2 separate regions of the Homo sapiens genome follow, and region 2 is linked to region 1. A link is a contact called in ENCODE Hi-C or POLR2A ChIA-PET data. All regions are on one chromosome and are shown on one strand. The core of a region is the stretch at or near the end of the contact, and the rest is flanking DNA. Distances in the headings are between cores, read along the strand shown.

Region 1 (7,908 bases), core at 2,250-4,749:
GGTCAGGAGTTTGAGACCAGCCTGACCAACACGGTGAAACCCTGTCTCTACTAAAAGCATAAAATTAGCCGGACATGATGGCGCATGCCTGTAATCCCAGCTACTCGGGAGGCTGAGGCAGGAGAATCACCTGAACCCAGGAGGTGGAAGTTGCAGTGAGCCGAGATCGCCCCATTGCACTCCAGCCTGGGCAACAAGAGTGAAAATCCATCTCAAAAATGAAAATAAAAATAAAAATAACTCATTCGTTATTTAATTTACTTAACCAACCTTTTTTTTTTTTTTTTTTTTTGAGACGGAGTCTTGCTCCACCACCCAGGCTGGAGTGCAATGGCGCGATCTCGGCTCACTGCAATCTCCGCCTCCCAGGTTTGAGCGATTCTCCTGCCTCGGCCTCCCAAGTAGCTGGGATTACAGGCGCCCGCCACTACACCCGGCTAATTTTTGTATTTTTAGTACAGACGGGGTTTTGCCATGTTGGCCAGGCTGGTCTCAAACTCCTGATCTCGTGATCCGCCCGCCTCAGCCTCGCAAAGTGCTGGGATTACAGACGTGAGCCACCGCACACGGCCCTTCTTTTTTTCTCTTTTTTGAGACAGAGTCTCACTCTGTCGTCCAGGCTGGAGTACAGTGGCACCATCTCGTCTCACCACAACCTCTGCCTCCTGGCTTAACCAACCATTTATTGGGTACCATATTTGGATCTAGGTGATACAAATGTGAATGATACATGCTTCCTGTCCTAGCCTTGAGATGCTCACAATACACTTAACGCACAGGAAGATAAGTGCTGTTTTTGAGACTGAGTCTCACTCTGTAGCCCAGGCTGGAATGCAGTGGTGCAATCTCAGGTCACTGCAACCTGCACCTCCTGGGTTTAAGCTATTCTCCTGCCTCAGCCTCCCAAGTAACTGGGACTACAGGCCGGCGCCACCACGTCCCACTAATTTTTGTATTTTTAGTAGAGAAGGGTTTTACCATGTTGGTCAGGCTGGTCTCGAACTCCTGAGCTCAAGTGATCCACCCTTCTCGGCCTCTCAAAGTGCTAGGATTACAGGCGTGAGCCACTGCGCCCAACGATAAGTGTTCTTTGTTTTGTTTTGGTTTGGTTTTTTAAGAGTCAGGGTCTTGCTGTCACCCAGGCTAGAGTGCAGTGGTATGATCACAGCTCACTACAATCTTGAACTCCTGGGCTCAGGCAATCCTCGCACCTCAGCCTCCTGAGTATCTGGGATTACTGGCATGCACCACCATACCCAGCTAATTTTTTTTATCTTTTGTAGAGAGGGGGTCTCACTATGTTGCCCTGGCTGTAAGTGTTCTTATTTTCATGTTTCAGATGAGGAAGCTGAGGTTGTGAAAGGAGGATTGACTCCCCCAAAGCAACACTGCAAGTAGTGAAGCCAAGATTGGTAAAATAAATATAGCCAACATTTAGTTCCTGCACCTCTGCTAGGTGCCAATAATTATTCTAAGCCCTTCACACACATTATCTCATTTAATCCCCACAACCACCCTATTATCATCCCCATTTTACAGATGACAAAACTGAGACGCAGGCCAGGTGCGGTGGTGGTTCACGTCTGTAATCCCAGCACTCTGGGAGGCCGAGGCAGGCAGATCACCTGAGGTCAGGAGTTCCAGACCAGCCTGGCCAACATGGTGAAACCTGTCTCTACTAAAAATACAAAAGTTAGCTGGGCATGGTGGCACACACCTGTAATCCCAGCTACTCGGGAGGCTGAGACAGGAAAATCGCTTGAACCCAGGAGACAGAGGTTGCGGTGAGCCGCAACCTGGGTGCGCTCCAGCCTGGGTGACAGAGCAAGACTCCGTCTCAAAAAAAAAAAAAAAAAAAAAAAAAAAACATGAGGCACAGAGTGAATGACAGATGTGTACAAGATCACACACTAATCAACAGTGAGCCAGGGTTTGCATCCCAGCAGTCTAATTCCAGAGCCTGTGCTTCGGACCACTATTTGACGTCAGGGTTTGGAGGTGAGGAGAAATGCAACTTAGGAAAAGGTGGTGAGATACTTAGTGATGAAAAATTCAGGTGGTGACCTCTGCTCTGGGCTCTCCCACACCTTCATAGAACCCCCGTGGTACCCAAAAGCAGCTTCCTGGTACCCCCACCACACTGGCCTTCAAGAGGAGAGGAGCCCCACTTTCTCCCCAACCTCTGCTCTCCTAGCCCAGGTCTCAGCAAAATGCTCCTGCACAGAAGATCTTGCTTTGACAGAAAACACTGTGCAAAAGGTATTATTATTTGGGGAGGCAGCCAGATAAAACAGAAAGAAACCAGTCCTTGGCGCAAGATAAAGTTGAATTTGTTTGGGTTTTTTTTCTTTTTGTTTCAATTATATATTAATTGCTGAGATGCCCATCATGAACCACAAAGCTGAATTTGAATCCTGGATTTGCCACTTACTTTGTGACCAGCAAGGGTTTTTTGTTGTTAACTTCGTATGTTATTTTATTTTATTTTACTTCGAGACAGGGTCTCAGGCTCTGCTGCAAGGACTGGAGGACAGTAGCATGATTACAATTCACTGTAGCCCCCAGGTTCAAGCGATCCTCCCACCTCAGCCTCCTGAGTAGCTTGGACTAGAGGTGCTCGCCATCGCACTAGGCTAACTTTTCCATTTTTTTGTAGAGACTAGGGTCTTACTGTGTTGCCCAGGCTGGTCTCCACTACTGGGCTCTCAAGCCATCCTCGCACCTCTGTCTCCCAAAGTGCTGGGGTGACAGACATGACCACCACACCCGGCCTGTTTAACTTTTTAAGAGCCTCAGTTTCTTCACCTGTGAAATGGAGATGCTAATAATGGCACACAGTACCTAACAAAGAGGTGAAGAGGGTTTTTTGTTTTGTTTTTTTAAGACAGGGTCTCGCTCTGTCGCCCAGGCTGGAGTGCAGTGGCCAATCTCGCCTCACTGCAACCTCCGCCTCCCGGGCTCAAGCGATTCTTCTACCTCAGGCTCCTGAATAGCTGGGACCACAGGCACGCGTCACCACGCCCAGCTACTTTTTGGATTTTTCGTAGAGGCGGGGTCTCGCCATGTTGCCCAGGCTGGTATCCAACGCCTGGTATATAGAAAGTGCCTTCGTAGGAACCATTATTAATGCTTCTCAGAGAGACCTGCAGCTGAAGGTCTTTGGAGAGGTGGTCACCTGCTTCTTTGAGGCTCGCCTGTGTAGACTACTGTTTTATGTAATGGTGGCATTCCACCTTCCCCAGCCCAGTGCTCCTCCTGCCTTGCAAACGGACGACCCGTACTCCAAAGCTCACTCCGTGACACCCAAAAGCACTCCTCGTGTCACGTGATGCGGAGAGCTCCCCCTTCCACCTTTCCCGCCTCACGGACACCTGCTCTGCAGCGCCTCGGTCACGAAGTCCTTCCCGGATTTCCTCTTGCCGCTGAACAGCAGTACCAGCCGCGGGGCGCCTCCCAGCGGGGCCATGGGGCCGCCACGCCTCGCGATGCCTGAAGCTGACACTTCTCCCTACCCCTAAAATCGGGACACCGCGCGGAATGGACGCGGCCACTAAGCGGAGCGGCAACAAGGAACAATCGCGCCCCTCCTCGCCGTAGCTGCGAACAGGGCTGACCGCCCGCGACCGTGCCCTCAGCTCATGTCCAAACAGATATGGGGAGAAAAGGGTGAGACACGCGGAGAGAAAGGCGGTTCCTTCACAGAGCAGCCTCCCCTCGTGAAGCTCCCCCACCCGAACTCACTTAGAACAGTCCAGCCCCGCCCAGAACCTTCGCTCACAGCCTGGCCTGCTTAACTGACACCCGGGGAGGAACCGGACGCGACTACCTTCCTCCGAGGGGGGTGACGTCTGAAATTTCCTGAGGTGAACCCCATGTTCCCTTCCGCGCAGCCCTAAAACTTTAGGAAAAAAAATCTCTGGAGTGAGATCACGTTGGAGACGTTTTGGAAACTGCCCTTTTGCCTGTGCGTTATAGTACATGTGCCACAGCAAATCTGCGCGCGCCCCAGAGTGGGAATGGGTCTTCCTGGGGGCGTAAGGCAGCCCTGACGCGAGCGGCGTGTCTGGCCACGTCATGTCGGGGGAGGAGCAGAATCGCGCACACGATATTTCATTGTCAAGCAGATTTTATAACCCGAGACGTCACTAAGATGTGGCCCTTTAAGCCCGGCGAGAAACCTTTGATTGCTTTTCTAGCCGCAGCCTCCGGCCCAAAGGTTTTCGGAAGCAAACGGCGTGGGTGACATCAATAGTAAGGGAGCGTTGAATCCCTAGATGAGATTGCCTGGTTTCATCCGAAGTCTGGCTCCCAGCCAGAAGTTTGAGAGGCAGGATAAGAATAATCTGTCCTTTCCCTGCATCCCCGGTTCTGCCTCTTCCCGCAGTAGGTGACGGGTTGCCCCAGCTGAGTACGTCGAGTTGTTTTTGGCTATGACTTGCCGTCCTGCATTTTTCTGAGCATGTCAGAACAGAGCCTGCAACTCATTACTGCCTCCACTAGAGAAAAAGTGTAGTGTGGAGACTTAGGGAGAAACCATTAATTTCCTGAATGTTGAAAAGAGGCACAGGAGAGTGGTCAGATGCAAAAAGAACAGACTTAAGGAGGTGGTTTTTTGTTTTTTGGGGTTTTTTTTGTTTTTTTTCAGCAACCCAGAAAACACTGCACTCATCAACGCCCTAGAAGGCAGCACAGAGTGGATTTTCAGTCCCAGCTTGGACACTTAGCAAGTCACTCTGAGTTTACCACTGATAAGGCCCACTTCCCAGGGTTATAATAAGAAAGGAATGAAGAAAATATATGACAAGGTACAATAAAATACTTTGTAAGTTCTCAAGTATCATCCAGATGTAAGGGGTTGTTATTTATTCTTAGCACTTCGTCATTCAACACAGAATCAGATTTTCCAGCTCATCTTCAATAAACATGTATTTGGGCCTCCACGGAAAGTCCACATCTCCTGTTTTACCTGAGTCACATGGAAGGAGTCAGAACTTACTCCCGGAGTCTCTTTCCTCACCTGACCCAATGCACGCCCCTTACCTCCCTCTCTGACTCTGAGATCCAGCTCCCTGAATACCTAGTGAGCGATCAGAAAACTTCCCCCAGGCTCACGCCTGTAATCTCCGCACTTTGGGAGGCCAAGGCGGATCACCTGAGGGCAGGAGTTCGAGACCAGCCTGGCCAGCATGGTGAAACCCCATCTCTACTAAAAATACAAAAATTAGCTGGATAGCTGGACGTGGTGGCGGGCACCTGCAATCCAGCTACTCAGGAGGCTGAGGCATGAGAACACTTGAACCTGGGAGGCAGAGGTTGCAGTGAGCCAAGATTGTACCACTGCGCTCCAGCCTGGACAACAGAAAAAGACTCCGTCTCAAAAAATAAAAAAAAACTTCCCCCATACTAGGCTTCCTAGTATGCCTCAACTGAACTCCACTGTCCCTTACTGGTGTCTCAAGTGGAGGCTTTAGTCTCCCAGCCCTCATCCCTCAGCATCCGCTTTGAGTCTATGGCCTCCCTTCCTCCCCATTTTAATTTCCACACCATTACTCATCCTGCCTCTTGGAAAACTATGGTTCCTCTAAGGCTCATGCCACCTGCCTGCGCTACCCTCCTGCTTTCCTCAGTACTGGCAGCCCAGCAATCCTGGTGGTTCATTTTCATTTTCTTTTGTTTCTTTATGCAGACGGGGTCTTGCTATGTTGGCCAGGCTAGTCTGGAATTCCTGGGCTCAAGCAGTCCTCTCTGGCCTCAGCCTCCAAAAGTGCCGGGATTACCAGTGTAAGCCACTGCACCCAGCCTCATTCTCATTTTCTGAGACTCAGCCACTGGCTCCCAGTCTCCTTTTCTACAGAGTTGCTGTCATCATCCTCGGTGACATCACGGTCATGGCCAGCCCATCCAACACCCCGCTGCTCAATCCCTTGGCCCTGGCTGTTCAAAGCCTTTTCCCCCCTCTCCTCCTCAGAGGCCAGCTCCTATGGACACACCCTGGGCTTTGTCATCACCAGAAGCTGCTCAACCTGCAAACTCACATGCTCATCCACCCAACCCTCCAAGGTCACTTGCTCAAATACTCCCCAAAGTAGCACTTCCCTCCCAAGTCCACTAGCTGGTGGAACTGGTTACATTATATAACATGCTCTGCCTGCCTTCCACAACCCAGGGGAAAAAAGTTAAATGTGGCCCGGTGCAGTGGCTCATGCCTGTAATCCCAGCACTTTGGAAGGCCGAGGCGGGCAGATCACGAGGTCAGGAGATCGAGACCATCCTGGGTAACACGGTGAAACCCCATTTCTACTAAAAATACAAAAAAAAAAAAACAAAACAGCCAAGCGTGGTGGCAGGCACCTGTAGTCCCAGCTACACTCGGGAGGCTGAGGCAGGAGAATGGCGTGAACCCAGGAGGTGGAGCTTGCAGTGAGCGGAGATCAGAGATCACGCCACTGCACTCCAGCCTGAACAACAGAGCGAGACTCCATCTCAAAAAAAAAAAAAAAAAAGAAAGAAAAGTTAATGATCCACCTAGATGACAGCCATGGCTTGTTTCTTTTCTTTTTTTGAGACAGGGTCTCACTCTGTGCCCAGGCTGGAAGTGCAGTGGCGGATCATAAGCTCACTGCAGCCTTGATGTCCTGGGCTCAAGCAATCCTTCCACCTTCAGCCTGCTGAGTAGCTGGGACTACAGGTGTGTGCCACCATGCTGAGTTAAACTTTTTTTTTTTTTTTTAATTTTTAGTAGAGATAAGGTCTTGCTATGTTTCCCAGGCTGGTCTCGAACTCCTGGCCTCAAGCCAACCTCCCATCTCAGCCTCCCAAAGTGCTGGAATTACAGGCATGAGCCACAGCGCCCAGCCAGCCTGTTCCTTTGCTGGCCTCATGCCACTATTTCTGGACTAGTCCTGTCATTCCAGATGAGCAAGCATTGATGGCCAGCCTGTTTGACCCATGGGCAATGGACCTTCCAAAGGGAGCTATCTAGCACTTTCCTCTCCACAGCATGTGGCTTCAGGTGTCTGCCTATCCTGCTCTAGCCAGATGACCTGTCCCTTTGATTTTGAACAGAGTCTCAGTGATGACCTCAATGGATGACCCTCCCCTCTGCTGAATGCCTCCCCTGGGGCTGAGCGAAGGTAAGTGCCCCATGCTGGTGAGAACTCCTGCAAAGGGGCCCTGCTCTGGAGAGGAAGTGGAGGGTGGGGGGAATGGTGAGGATTAGTGGCACCCCTCCCATTTCCTACAGTAGCCATCCCCTCAGACCTGCAGGCTGCCAGTGGCAGAATTTGCCCCCTCTGTGAACCATCTAGCTATAGGCTATAACACCCTTACCTCAGGCCTCACCTTTGCCTAGCCTGAAATACCTTCCCCCATTCTCCCATCTCTGAAATCCTATTATCTTTCAAGATCCAACTCAAAGGCCACCCCTTTCTTCCTCTTCACCCAGTTGGCAGACTGCTCCTGGCACCATTAAGAGAGTACTATTAAAATTCTGCTTTGTATGCAGCTAATCCAATTAGCCTCGGGGCAAGGATTGGGGGGCCCCACAGCATCTAGCACAGTATTGAGACCTGAATGCTAGTTAGCATCTTTTCCCGCCAGCTCCTGCCACATCGGGGAACCAACACCCTTTCCTCCCATATCAGTAGCTCCCAGTGGCTCCCAGTTTCCCCCTTAGAGGTTAAGTACAATAAAAATAACTGCTCTGTTTCAGTGCCCTTTAGCTTGCAAAGCCTTTTCATGTATCTTACATTGACTCATCTCACCCTCGGGACAGCCTCTGAGAGCAGAGTCTGTGGTCTCCACTTCAATGATGAGAAAGCTGAGCCCTTAAGCAAGGAGAGCCCTCTTGCCCAAGGCCCACAGGTGGGCAGCGGTGGAGACCGCCACTCTGGGGTTTCCGACTTCAAA
Region 2 (7,908 bases), core at 2,263-4,762, 47 kb after region 1:
AGCTTTGAGAAAACAGGTGCAAAATGTAGCTGTTTAAGAAAACATTCCAGGCCACACGTGGTGGCTCACACCTGTAATCCCAGCATTTTGGGAGGCTAAGGAGGGCAGATCACTTGAGGTCAGGAGTTCGAGACCAGCCTGGCCAACATGGTGAAACTCCCGTCTCTATTAAAAATACAAAAATTAGGCTGGGTGCAGTGGCTCATGCCTGTAATCCCAGCACTTTGGGAGGCTGAGGTGGGTGGATCACCTGAGGTCAGAAGTTTGAAACCAGCCTGGCCAACATGGTGAAACCCCATCTCTACTAAAACAAAATTAGCCGGGCGTGGTGGCACACGCCTGTAATCCCAGCTACTCCGGAGGCTGAGGCAGGAGAATCACTTGAACCTGGGAGGCAGAGGTTGCAGTGAGCTGAGATCACGCTATTGCACTTCAGCTTGGGCAACAAGAGTGAAACTCTGTCTCAAAAAAATAAAAATAAATTAGCCGGGCGTGGTGTGTGCCTGTAATCCCTGCTACTCAGGAGGCTGAGGTGAGAGGATCGCTTGAACCCGAGAGGCAGAGGTGAAAGTGAGCCAAGATCACACCACTGCACTCAGCCTGGGCGACAGAAGCTGTGTCTCAATTTAAAAAAAAAACATTCCACAGAATAATAACTTCCCCTCTAGTCTAACAAAACAGTAGTACTAAGTGGCCGGGCGTCGTGGCTCACGCCTGTAATCACAGCACTTTGGGAGGCCGAGGCTGGCGGATCATGAGGTCAGGAGATCGAGACCATCCTGGCTAACATGGTGAAACCCTGTCTCTACTAAAAATACAAAAAAATTAGCTGGGCAAGGCGGTGGGCGCCTGTAGTCCCAGCTACTCGGGAGGCTAAGGCAGGAGAATGGCGTGAACTCGGGAGGCGGAGCTTGCAGTGAGCCGAGATTGCGCCACTGCACTCCAGCCTAGGCGACAGAGCCAGACTCCGCCTCAAAAAAAAAAGAAAAAAAAATACTAGTACTAAGTAAGGATATTAATCTCCCCCATTTTTCCTGTCTTCCATCCACTTATTCCTAAAATAGCAGGCATCAACATCGGGAAAATTCATTAGAAATGCAAATTATTGGGCAACAACCTAGACCTACTGAATCCTAAACTCAGGATTGGGCACAGCAATGTTTTAACAAGCTCTCCAGCTGATTCTGATGTACACTTAAGCTTGAGAATCCACTAGGAAAATACTGGAACAGTCTTGGTATTCTGTTTTGGGAGGGGATCAAATATCACCTGTATTGCTAATAAAGATATTGGAACATGTGGTTTACTAGGCAAGTGGAATTCTTGTTTTGCCCTTTTTTTTTTTTTCAAAGAGCTGACTTTTTATAATTGAAAGAAATGAGGGCCAAGTACGGGGGCTCACACCTGTAATCCCAATACTTTGGGAGGCCAAGGCAGGGAATCACTTGAGCCCAGGAGTTCAAGACCAGCCTGCGCAACATGACCAAACTCCGTCTCTACTAAAAATACAAAAATTAGCCAGGCATGGTGGGGCGCCCCTGTGGTCCCAGTTACTCTGGAGTCTGAGATGGGAGGATCACTTGAGCCCAGGAGGTCGAGGCTGCAGTGAACGGTGCTTGCGCCACTGCACTCGAGCCTGGGCAACAGAGAGACCCTGGTTCAAAAAAAAAAAAGGGAGGGGGGGCTTATTACTTAAAAGAATGGTCTAGACACCTGATCACCTGGGTCCACCATTCACTGTGTTTTGTGGTTGTGTGGCATCCCTTCACCTTTCTGAGCCTGTTCCTCATCTGTAAAATGAGCATGATGTGTATCTTACAGGGTATTTTTTTTCTTTTTGATGGAGCCTCGTTCTGTCGCCCAGGCTGGAGTGCAGTGACACAATCTCGGCTCACTGCAAGCTGCGCCTCCCGGGTTCACGCCATTCTCCTGCCTCAGCCTCCTGAGTAGCTGGGACTACAGGCTCCCGCCACCACGCCCGGCTAATTTTTTGTGTTTTTAGTAGAGACGGGGTTTCTCCATGTTGATCAGGCTGGTCTCCAGCTCCTGACCTCAGGTGATCCGCCCGCCTCGGCCTCCCAAAGTGCTGGGATTACAGGCGTGAGTCACCGCGCCCGGCCTTTTTTTCTTTTTTTCAATTGAGAGAACTCAAGCAATCCTCCCTCCTCAGACTCCCAAAGTGCTGCGCCCGACCAAGGGTTTTGAAGAGTAAAATTTGGCAAGGTGTGGTTTACCAGTCCTACAAAGAATGAATTCGGCCCGGCGCGGTGGCTCACGCCTGTAATCACAGCACTTTGGGAGGCCGAGGCGGGCGGATCACGAGGTCAGGAGATCGAGACCATGCTGGCTAACACAGTGAAACCCCGTCTCTACTAAAAAAAAAATGAAAATAAAAAAATTTTTAAAAAAAAGCCGGGCATGGTGGCGGGCGCCTGTAGTCCCAGCTACTCGGGAGGCTGAGGCAGGAGAATGGCGTGAACCCGGGAGGCGGAGCTTGCAGTGAGCCGAGATCGCGCCACTGCACTCCAGCCTGGGTGACAGAGGGAGACTCCGTCTCAAAAAAACAAAGAATGAATTCGGGCCCTTACCATTCAAAATGTAGTCCATAGAGCAGTGGGATCACCATCACATGGGAACTAGCTAAATGCAGATCTCAGGCCCCACCCAAACCTACTGAATCAATCTGCATATGAAAAGATCCCCAGATTATTGTTGGAAAAAAGTTTAAGATGTACTTTTAGAACAAAGGCAACTGAAATGGGGGTAAGCTCGGATGATGTGAGGATCCAGAGTAAACATGTAAGGCACTCCCTATTCGCTGCCTCATTTGCACCTACAAGACCAATTACTGGGAAAGGTCATTTGAACTAAGCACCATCTGGAGCAAGGTGGAGGAAGAGAGGGTTTTTGGACTCTTTCTTGTCAAAGAGATTTAAGTAATTCGTTTTGTCTACTATACTAGAGATAAATTAAGGTTCCACACATCAAAAGCTCACCTACTCCAGGGTCTTCATATCCGACAGACAGTGGTAATAATCTTTCTCGGTGTCCCTCCAACTTCCTTCTGCTATAAATAAGATGCTTTCTCACTCCAGTAAAAGCCCTTAGCCTAGTGTTAGAGTCACGGTGAATGAAAACAGCTTAAACCATGGCTAACTGACCCATTAAACAAAACAAAACAAAGCAACACATGCATAACAATTATTTGAATCCAGCACCAGAAACTCCCCGAGGGCCTTACAGCACCTTTAACTACGGCTCCTTTCCCGCCCTAAACTCCCGAGGTCCCGCCCCCGACCGTGGGCTAAGGTCCGGCCCCCGTATTTCCGGGCGAGAAGTGACCACGTGGTTGTCGCCTATAACAATCCGGCCCTGCTCCCATCCACTGGCTAAAGCCTGAGAGCGACAGTTGAATACACCAATGGGACCCTGGAAGAGTCTAAGCGACAGCCAAAATCACCATTCAATGTCAGCTAGGTGCAAGGCGGGACTTTAAGTACGGAAGCTGCCCCGGGACATGAGGAAAGGAACAAGGGAAAGAGCCGGTGAAGGGGCAGAACAGGCAGGTGAGAGTCTAAGAGGGCTCAGTAATCTGAAGCTTGGTGGGAAGAAGGGATTCTGGGCTAGAAAGGGTGCAGAAGCCTGAAGTAGAAAGAGACGGGATTTTGGTCCGGGGTGGAGAGCGAATGCATTGAAAAGGGCCAAGGCCCAGGATAAGGTAGACATTTAAAGGGGTACGGATGCCCAAGGTAGAGCAGACACTTGAGGAGACCAGCTCAGCAAACGGAAGACACTTAAAGTGGTAGGTTCTCAAGAGAGAAGAAGTTTTTAAGACTAGAGCTAAGCAAGACATTTAAAAGGACATGGGTTGGGATTTGGGAACACGTTTATTCCAGAGGCAGGAACAAAGGAGTCGCTTGTCAAGGATCTGGTTAGAGAAGACTAGGGTCTTCCTCGAAGGAAGCACGCGCACGCCTGCTCTCCCCCATTGTCTTTTCTGGCTTCTCCAGGTTCCCTCGACCCAGGACCCCCTGTTCCCAGGCTATGGCCCCCAGTGCCCTGTAGACCTGGCAGGCCCCCCGTGCTTGCGACCCCTATTTGGGGGTCTGGGTGGCTACTGGAGGGCCTTGCAGAGGGGCAGAGAAGGCAGGACCATGACATCTAGGGCCTCTGAACTTTCTCCGGGGCGCAGCGTGACGGCTGGCATCATCATTGTTGGAGATGAGATCCTTAAGGTGTGTCTGGGACAGAAAAGGGGGGAGGGCGCTGCGTTCTCCTGTCCTTAAGGGCCTGCTGCACATCCCTCCATGGAAGGAGGTGAAACAGGGTGGGAGCCTCTTTGCTGCAGTAGGATCCTGGAGTGAATCCAGCATATTGGAGGAAAATTAACCCTCATTCTTTCAATTACTCTACTGAAAAACTTGTAGCAAAGTCCCTACAATTTTTCAACCTGAGAGAGCTGATTGAAAAAAAGAAAAATAAAAAGGTCATTGCAATTTACCAAGCAGTATGGTAGAGGGCAGAGGAGCTACACAACAATGACAGGAAGCCCCTCGAGTAGAGGAGGTACAGGTGTGTGTATTGTATATTTAAGAGTTTTGGCCGGGTGCGGTGGCTCACGCATGTAATCCCAGCACTTTGGGAGGCCGAGGCGGGTGGATCACGAGTTCAGGAGTTCGAGACCAGCCTCAACATGGAGAAACCCCATCTCTACTAAAAATACAAAATTAGCCAGGCGTGGTGGTGCATGCCTGTAATCCCAGCTACTTGGCAGGCTGAGGCAGGAGAATTGCTTGAACGTGGGAGGCGGAGGTTGCAGTGAGCTGAGATCGTGCCATTGCACTCCAGCCTGGGCAACAAGAGCGAAACTCCGTCTCAAAAAAAAAAAAAAAAAAAAGAGTTTTACCCAGCCTTTTTGGAAATGACTCAAGGTACTCAGCGTAGTGGATAAGTGAGCTAGAAGGAAGGTACTAGAAGGGATGAATCCCCTCCGAATGATCAGGAAAGTCTTACTAGAGGACATAACAGATGACACGGGTTTTTTTGTTTTTGAGACAAGATTTTGCTCTGTCACCTAGGCTGGAGTGCAGTGGCACAGTCACAGCTCACTGAAGCCTCCATCTTCCAGGCTCAAGCAGTCCTCCTGCCTCAGCATCTGGAGTTGCTGTGACTACAGGTGTTAGCCGCCACACCTGGCTAATTTTTTTTTTTTTTTTTTTTTTTTTTTTTTTTTCAGAAACGGTCTCACTATGTTGCCCAGGCTGGTCTCAAACTCCTGGGCTCAAGCAATCCTCCCACACCTTGCTGGGATTATAGGCATGAACCACTGAGCTTGGCCAAATGTCAAGTTTTAATAATAATCTTTTTTAATATTCTTTGTAAATTTGTGTTTTTTTTGTTTTTTTTGTTTTTTTTTTTTAGATAGTCTCACTCTGTTGCCCAGGCTGGAGTGCATTGGTGGGATCTCAGCTGACTGCACCTCCACCTCTCGCGTTCAAGCAGTTCTCATGCCTCAGCCACCCGAGTAGTTGGGATTACAGGCATGAGCCACTGCACTCAGCCTTAATAGACCCTTTTTTTTTTTTTAGACAGAGTCTTGTTCTGTTGCCCAGGTTGGAGTGCAGTGGCGTGATCAATTTTGGCTCACTGCAACCTCCACCTCCCAGGTTCAAGCAATTCTCCTGTCTCAGCCTCCCAAGTGGCTGGGACTACAGGCATGTGCCACCACACCTGGCTAATTTTTGTATTTTTAGTAGGGACGGATGGGGTTTCGCCATGTTGGCCAGGCTGGTCTCGAACTCCTGACCTCAAGTGATCCACCCACCTCAGCCTCCCAAAATGTTGGGATTACAGGCGTGAGCCACCTCACCTGGCCCTGACCCCAATTTTTTTTTTTTTTTTTTTTTTTTTTGAGACAGAGTTTCACTTTTGTTGCCCAGGCTGGAGTGCAATGGCTCGATCTTGGCTCACCGTAACCTCCGCCTCCTGGGTTCAAGCGACTCTCCTGCCTCAGCTTCCCGAGTAGCTGGGATTACAAGCATGGGCCACCACGCCCGGTTAATTTTTGTATTTTTAGTAGAGACGGGGTTTCTCCATGTTGGTCAGGCTGGTCTCGAACTCCTGACCTCAGGTGATCCACCCGCTTCAGCCTCCCAAAGTGCTGGGAGGCATGAGCCACTGCGCCCGGCTGTGTGTGTGTGTGTGTGTGTGTGTGTGTGTGTGTGTGACGGAGTTTCGCTCCTGCTGCTCACGCTGGAGCGCAAATGGCGCAATCTCAGCTCACTGCAACCTCTGCCTCCTAGGTTCAGGCAATTATCTCACCTCAGTCTCCCGAGTAGCTGAGATTACAGGCACCCGCCACCACGCCTGGCTAATTTTTGTGGGGTTTTTGTTTGTTTGTTTTGAGACGGAGTCTCGCTCTGTCACCCAGGCTGGAGTGCAGTGGCGCGGTCTCGGCTCACTGCAAGCTCCGCCTCCCGGGTTCACGCCATTCTCCTGCCTCAGCCTCCCGAGTAGCTGGGACTACAGGCGCCCGCCACCACGACTGGCTAATTTTTTGTATTTTTAGTAGAGACAGAGTTTCACCATTTTGGCCAGGCTGGTGACCCCTATATTTTAAGTGCCTACTAGAGTCTGGTAGTGTCCTATACATCACATATATGTGATTTTACTAATCTTCACAACAACCCCACACAAAAATCCCACGAAGTTGGCACTTTTTTTCTTCTTTAAAATTTTATTTTTCTGTGTGCATTTGTTTTATAAACGGGGTTCTCGCTATGTTAAACAGGCCAGCCTCAAGCAATTCTCCCACATCAGCCTCCCAAAGTGATGGGATTACAGGCATGAGCAACCTTGCCCAGCCCCCCACCCTTTTTTTTTTTTTTTTTTTTTTGAGACAAAGTCTCACTGTCGCCTAGGCTAGAGCTAATTTTTTGTATTTTTTTGTAGAGACAGGGTTTCACCATGTTGCCCAGGCTGGTCTCAAACTCCTAGGCTCAAGCAATCCTCCCACCTCAGCCTCCAAAAATGCTGGGATTACAGGCGTGAGCCACCACACCTGGTCGGCAAAAAATCCCAATTGATGAAACTGGGGGTCAGAGAGGTTGAGAAACCTGCCCAGGGTTACATACCTAGGAAGTTGTAGAGATGGGATTCCAGCCTAATGCCTGATGCTCCCTTACTCCAAAACACAGACCCTTTTTTTTTTTTCCTTTGGTGACAGGGTCCCTGTCACCCAGGCTGGAGTACAGTGGCATGATCTCGGCTCACTGCAGTCTCTGCCTCCCAGGCTCAAGCAGCCCACCCACTTCAGCCTCCCAAGTAGCTGGGACTACAGGCATGCGCCACCACGCCCCGCTAATTTTTGTATTTTTTTGTAGAGATGGGGTTTTACCATACTGTGCCGGTTGGTCTCGAACTTCTGAGCTCAAGCGAGCCACCCCACTCCACCTCCCAAAGGGCTGGAATTACAGGCATGAGCCACCATGCCCGGCCATCAGAACACAGACCCTTAACCACTAAACCCTTTGTAGACAATTAGAGGGAGATGGGGCTGGAAAAGAAGATAGGGTATACGCCACAGACAGCCCCAAATACTCTGCAAAGGAATTTGAACTTTCTTCTGTATACAGTTGGAAACAACAAATGGCTTTTGAGTCCAAGAGTGATGCAATCACAGTGACGCATTAAAACGGTTACTCCGGAGACATCAGAGCACTGTGGCTGGAGGCTGGGAGCCTGGCCAGGAAGCTGTCGCCATTGTCCAGGTGAAAGGTGCTAAGGACCTGCTTGGTGGCAGTGGGGACAGAAAGAAGAAAGCAGGCCAGGCGTGGTGGCTCACACCTATAATTCCAGCACTTTGGGAGGCTGAGGCAGGAGGATCACTTGAGACCAGGAATTCAACAC

Evidence for each region. Hi-C counts contacts between places; a loop is a spot of excess contacts on that map. ChIA-PET counts read pairs that join two places held with the same protein, here RNA polymerase II (POLR2A). Pooled maps may share reads with other maps.
Region 2: a loop to region 1 is called in a map of B cell, with 8 times the contacts of the local background. The contact joins the promoter of FLAD1 here to the promoter of PMVK in region 1. A Hi-C loop is called at or near these places in 22 of 168 maps with a recorded cell type or tissue (B cell, CD4-positive, alpha-beta T cell, CD4-positive, alpha-beta memory T cell and 15 more), 27 of 37 single-sample maps with no recorded cell type and 31 of 50 pooled maps. POLR2A ChIA-PET finds 5 or more read pairs at or near these places in 42 of 52 experiments (A549, AG04449, AG04450 and 33 more).

The regions. Positions count from the first base shown.
Region 1 is chr1:154,933,220-154,941,127 of GRCh38, forward strand. PMVK (phosphomevalonate kinase) reads right to left here and starts at 3,500. Exons shown (of 5, transcript NM_006556.4): 1 at 3,372-3,500. The coding sequence starts at 3,466. RefSeq lists a silencer at 2,950-3,049 and enhancers at 3,006-3,948, 3,770-3,969, 3,949-4,890.
Region 2 is chr1:154,979,832-154,987,739 of GRCh38, forward strand. It overlaps FLAD1 (flavin adenine dinucleotide synthetase 1), which reads left to right and starts at 3,513. Exons shown (of 7, transcript NM_025207.5): 1 at 3,513-4,235. The coding sequence starts at 3,864. RefSeq lists enhancers at 1,568-2,165, 2,766-3,363, 5,781-6,470 and a silencer at 3,246-3,425.